Regions from separate parts of the Homo sapiens genome. Here region 1 is linked to region 2. Evidence: chromatin loops called from intact Hi-C (ENCODE). Cell type or tissue: PC-3. All regions are shown on one strand. Links, peaks and the distances in the headings refer to the core of each region. The heading gives the core; the rest is flanking DNA.

Evidence for each region. Hi-C counts contacts between places; a loop is a spot of excess contacts. Peaks named below come from ENCODE experiments on the same cell type or tissue, not always from the same donor. Only the 100,000 strongest peaks of a DNase experiment are listed, where the experiment ranks them.
Region 1: it touches region 2 in a loop (2.6-fold over the local background); 2 of 110 quality-filtered maps call a loop at or near these places.

Annotation. Positions count from the first base shown.
Region 1 is chr4:26,126,880-26,129,801 of GRCh38, forward strand. It overlaps a transcript of RBPJ not described here. Among named protein-coding and RNA genes, the nearest start is that of LINC02357, 58 kb to the left of the region's middle. In PC-3, for the core only: a CTCF peak has its summit at 1,438; a DNase peak (open chromatin) is centred at 1,122; H3K27ac peaks cover 2,107 bases.
Region 2 is chr4:26,195,858-26,198,779 of GRCh38, forward strand. It overlaps LOC105374545 (a long non-coding RNA gene), which reads right to left and starts at 2,144. Exons shown (of 3, transcript XR_925510.3): 1 at 1,808-2,144; 2 at 867-1,067. LOC124900690 (a long non-coding RNA gene) reads right to left here. Exons shown (of 4, transcript XR_007058094.1): 4 at 2,272-2,922. It also overlaps a transcript of RBPJ not described here. RefSeq lists an enhancer at 1,359-1,888. In PC-3, for the core only: no CTCF peak of the experiment used is centred there; a DNase peak (open chromatin) is centred at 1,694; H3K27ac peaks cover 813 bases.

The DNA.
Region 1 (2,922 bases), core at 189-2,688, 69 kb before region 2:
AGCTGCCATTACAGGAGAGTCTTCATGAACTTCATGGACTGAGCTTAAAAGGTCATTACGCCTTAAAGGACAACTCTATCCCAGTCACACAGGGATGTGTGGTGCCCCTAGTCTTGATGAAGGATTCAGCCGACCACACACGTCACTCTGAAGCTGAGATAGCACTGAGAATTTCAGCCAGTCATTGGATATGGGCTTCCCTGGGAAGGGTGCATGATCTTGGGTGGGGTGACTTTCTTTAAAAGAGATGCTTCCTGAAGACAGCTGGCAACTGAGGGCTGTCTGTTGGCAGCACTCCCAGTGGCACAGAGAAGAAATCTATCATTCCTGAAGAGGAATCCGGGCAGCACATCACAGCATCTGCTACATCAGATCTTTCTGTATTTCATGACCTTTCAGCTTCCGTTGCTGCTGCTCATTGCTAAAGTCTTTCCCAATTCAAATCACTGACAGTGAGAATCTGATCTGACCTAGTCCACATCAAAGGTCACCAACCATATGGAGATTGGCTCTCCTTGGCTATGGTTGGGTAGCAGGATCATGTGGTAGAAATGCACTCTCTCCCAGCCTCACCAGTTTGACAGGGTCTGTGGGCAGAGCTGGAGGAAAATCTTTTGGTAGGCATCAGGCATGATGGCATGTCTTGCCCATATACCAATAAACAATTGTAATGTGGTACAGAGGATGGAGTATATAAGTATGTAAGATGGAGTATATCAGCATAAAGTGGGTGGAGTAAATATATAAGTACAGTTTGTATAGGGAACAAAACACCTAAATCTACCTATTAGATCCCAGGAAGGTTCCCCATAGACTTGAACTAGGACTTGAAAGATGAGCTAGGAATAGGGTTTTGCCCAGCAGGTAAGTAGAGTAAGACACTCCAAGTAGAGGGAAACATATGTACACAGAGACATGAGATAAATCATTGTGGCCCTAAAGAGGTTGGCCTCCCAGCCACCCCATGTACTCACTGCCTCTTAACCAGATGCCTGAGAGGCATTTTTGGCAGCTGCTCAGAGGGAAACATGCCACCCATTGATTCATCTGGGGCACTCCCTGCTCCCACCTTTCATGAGCTGGTGTCAGTGGGTTCTCTGGGCCAAGTTATGCCCCACCCTGATCCTGTTTGACTTGTGTGCTCTGCCAGGATCCCTGCAAGAGATGGCATGGCCTGGGGCCCCTGCTGCCTTTCAGATAACAGCAGCAGCCAGGCCAAGGCAAATACTAGTCCCTCCTCATATAGGTGAGGCTCCCACTGATGTCAGCTGGGCCTTGGGAAGGCAGGAAGCAGGTGGGTTTAGTTGCCAACTTGGCTCTGGAAGGCAGCTCTGTTGTTCCTATTTCTTCATACTAAAAATGGAAGGATTCCCAGAAGAGGTGTGGAGGTTCTACCTATGGCCTCCAGGGGCACTGAAAGTTTGCTGACTTTTAAAGCACACACAAATGTGACAATGAATAACACCTACAACAAAGAAAAAGACATCACCATCAGCAAGTTTGCAAGATAATAATAATGGCAAACATTTATTGAGCACTTTCTATGTGCCAAGCAGTAGTTTACAGGAATTAAATTATATAGCCATCACAAAAACCCTGCAAGATAGACCCTCTGATTATCCCTATTTGACACATTAAGAAATAGAGGAACAGAAGAAATGAAGTAGCTATGCCCCAAATCCCACACTTTGTAAATGGATTTGAGCTCAATCCCCTCCTTCTCAATCACTATACAGTATGATATACAATATACACTATTCCAAATTAGCCTATATTCTGATGACTAAACGGGCATCTTATGAGATGATGTCTGATATGGTTTGGCTGTGTCCCCACCCAAATCTCATCTTGAATTGTAGCTCCCACAATTCCTACATGTTGTGAAAGGGATCTGGTGAGAGATAATAGAATCATGGGGGTGGTTTCCCCCATATTGTTCTTATGGTAGTGAATAAGTTTCACAAGATCTGATGGTTTTATAAGAGGTTCTCCCTTTTGCTTGGCTCTCATTTTCTCTCTTGTCTGCCGCCATGTAAGATGTGCCTTTCACCTTCTGCCATGATTGTAAGGCCTCCCCAGCTACGTGGAACTATGAGTCCATTAAACTTCTTTTTCATTGTAAATTACCCAGTCGTGGGTATGTCTTTATCAGCAGATGAAAGTAGACTAATACAATGTCTGAAAATGCTCAACAATTTATTAATACAAATTCTTTCACTTACATTGTCTCACTTCATCTTCATATTAGTTCAATGAGGGAGTCAAGGCAAATGATGTCATTCCCATTTTACAGATAAGAAAATGGAGGCTCAGAGAAGTAAATTAATAATCAGTAAGTGGCCAGCTTAGCACCTCAAATAGGTGTTCTGTTTCCCAGCCCAGTGATTTTTCCATCCTACCCTGCCGTGAATCATTTCAAAGGAGCCTAAGAGTATCTGTATCCAAAAATATGTCCTTAAATATGTGGACCCTAAAAGTACTTCAAAGTGACTACACATTGGTGTTGTACATCTATTTCATATAGTGGATATTTTCTAAAGCATGAACATTAAGTAAAATTGGAGTAAAGTTGAGTGGAAAGAGCTCTGAGCTGCAAGTCAAGAGTCCTGGGTTCTCATCTTTGCTCCATCCTGCATGCCAAATAACCTTAACTAATAACTTACTTTGGGGGACCTCATTTTTCTCATCTGAAAAACCAATGAGTTTTTATGAACTTACTGTCCCTTACAACTCTTAAATTATAGATATGATGATGCTATTGTAAGACGGGGTTACCTATCAATCTCCAAATCCACCTAGTTTACAGTTGAAGACTTTCAGCAACCAGCATCTGTATAATGGCAACCCGGCCTGTTCATTCCTGGGTGTTCCCTATCTAGCCTCCAGACAGCAGACTCAAGATGGTCTATCTAGGATGGAGGT
Region 2 (2,922 bases), core at 287-2,786:
TGTTGGGATTACAGGCGTGAGCCACCGCACCTGGCCGTGTGTTTTGTATTTTGACCCACATGACTTTTTAGAGTGTCGTTATTTTCAAATTGAGTGCACACACACAAACATATACACACACACAAAGAGGAAACAGAGAGAGAGAGAAGAGAGAAAAGAGAGAGAGAGAAATCTGTTAGCTCTGGTTCTATTGAAATGTTGAAACATCTAGCAGCCTCTGGGTACATACCCAAAATAAATGCAAACATCCATCTACACAAAACTTGTAAGTGAGTGGTCATAGCAGCATCATTCATAATAGCCCCAAAGTAGAGGGAGCCCAAATGTCCATCAGCTGGTGTATGGATGAATGAAATGTTCTGTATCCACAGAGCAGAATATTATTCAGTAAGAAAAAGGAATGAAGTATTGATACCTGCTGCAACATGAATGAACCTTGAAAAACCTTATACTAAATGGAAGAAGCAAGTTGTCAAAGGCTCGATATCGTATGATTCTATTCATATGAAATGTCCAGAAGAGGTGAATTTGCAGAGACAAGAAAGTATATTAGTGGCTGCCTGGGACTGAGGGGAAAGGAGGAGCAGGTGTGACTGCTCGTGGGTATGGGATTCCTTTTAGGGGTGATTCTAAATTTACAAAATGCTTCAAATGTTTTATCTTGCCTGAGAATCATAACAAACCTATGAATTGCTTACTGTTATCTACATTCGATAGATCTGCACAGTCAGAAACTGAGTAGCCTATCCAAGGAGGTGAAATTTGAGCTCAGATTTTCTGACTTCGAATTCCACACTTCTTGATTTAGTATGAAATATTTCAAAAATACATAAAAGTACAAAATCACATAACAGACAGCCACATACCCACTGTTGAGATAAAACAGATGTCGGCATTTTGCTGCATTTGTTCCGGAGCTCCCCCAGCCCTTCCTGACTGTGTCCTGATCATGACACCATTCTTCTTTATCCTGGGCCAAATCTGCCATGCTGGAGAGGCTTGGATTGCTCCTCTGTCATGGAGGCTTCTTCTTCCTTCACTTTTAAATTAATGTTCAAGCGGATTTCCTTGGATCATAGGAATAGTTTAAAAGAGAATTGAGACCCAAAAGAAGAATGATGTAGAAACACTTGAATGTATTTCTCTTATCATCTGCCATCTGTATCAATCTTTCTCTCGCTCACTCTCTCTCTTTTATTTTTGTAATAACTGGTTAATTCTCCTTTCAAAAGCTCCAGAGGTTGTCCTGAAGGTTTAATTATAATGTTCATTATAATGGAGTATAGCTGGATCAAGTAAGTGGACTTCAACCAAGGTCAGCAGTGGCAAGGTTGTGGTGACCAGTGCTCGGTTGTCCTAGGACTGGTTATGATAAGATCTACTCAGCACTTGGGGAAACAGCATGTTGTATAGTGGAAGAATTGGGGACCCAGGACCACCTTTCCATCATGTGTAAAATGGGGATAATAACACAGGCTGGACCTCTGCCCCATCCCGGTCCAGATGTGCTCTACCATCCAGTACAGCTAAGGAAGAGTCACACTGGGTCAGGAAATTCAAGTCATTTCTTGAGCTGAATGCAATCAGGAGAAAGTGGGCCAAGGAGCCAGCTCAAGGTGAGTCATTTGGCTCAAGAGAACTTTGTCAGTGGTCCCAGCAACACACTCTGCTGCTAATAGCCATCTCGTTTGATCTCGGCACTGATGCTCAAACCACAGATTTCCTGGGCCTGCAGCCTCCCAGGAAATGGAAACCAAACAACAACGGATGATTCATATTTCCCCTAAAGCGGCAAGAGAGAAACTACCTGCCGCAGAAATTGCAGCCAGCTTTTGGAGGCCCTGGCCTGAACTGTTCCTCCAGCCTCCTCTGCTGATGTGTATGGGCACCCCTGGCCGCTTGTCTTCTGACTGGTTTCTCTCCAAAGAGAGAATAGGTAAAGGAGAGGAGAGAGGAGAGGAGGGGAAGGGAAGGGAGGGGAGTGAAGGGGGAGCAGAGAGAAAAGGAGAGTTAACATTTATTTATTAAGTGCCCATTTTCAGACAGGTTCTGACTATATCGGCCACTTTCCATATATTACTTTGTGTAATTTTCATTATAATACTATGAGGCAGGCCGGGCGCAGTGGCTCACTTCACACCTGTAATCCCAGCACTTTGGGAGGCCGAGGGGGGTGGATCACCTGAGGTCAGGAGTTCGAGACCAGCCTCAACATGGAGGAACCCCGTCTCTACTAAAAATACAAAATTAGCCGGGCGTGGTGGTACATGCCTGTAATCCCAGCTACTCGGGAGGCTGAGGCCGGAGAATTGCTTGAACCTGGGAGGCGGAGGTTGCGGTGAGCTGAGATCGCGCCATTGCACTCCAGCTTGGGCAACAAGAGCGAAACTCCATCTCAAAAAACAAAAAAACAAAAAAACAAAAAAACAAAAAATACTATGAGGCAGATATTAACTACTACCTGCCATACTATACATTTCCTTATTTATTGTCTATTTTCCCCTCTAAATGGTAAGCTCCAGGAAGTCAAGGGTTCATTGCTGTATCTCCACCTTCTAGAATGGTGCCTGGCACAAAATAGCAATAATAATTATAGGTAGCACTTATTTTATGCTGCATACTGTTTACATATTTTATACATTAACTCAAGCAAATAGTAATAATAATAATGATAACAGGTAGCATTTATCTTGTGCCAGACCCTGTTCTATTTGAATATATTAACTCAATTATTTCTCACAACAATCCTAATGACAGAGGAACTACTATCTCCATTTTCCAGATGAGAAAACTAAGGCACAGAGAAAAGTTTGGCTTGCCCATTTCCCAACAGTGAGAGAGCCACAGAATCAAGATTCAAATCCAGGCCACCAGCCTCTAGAGTTTGAGTTTTTAACCATAATACCATCTTGTCTTCTTATA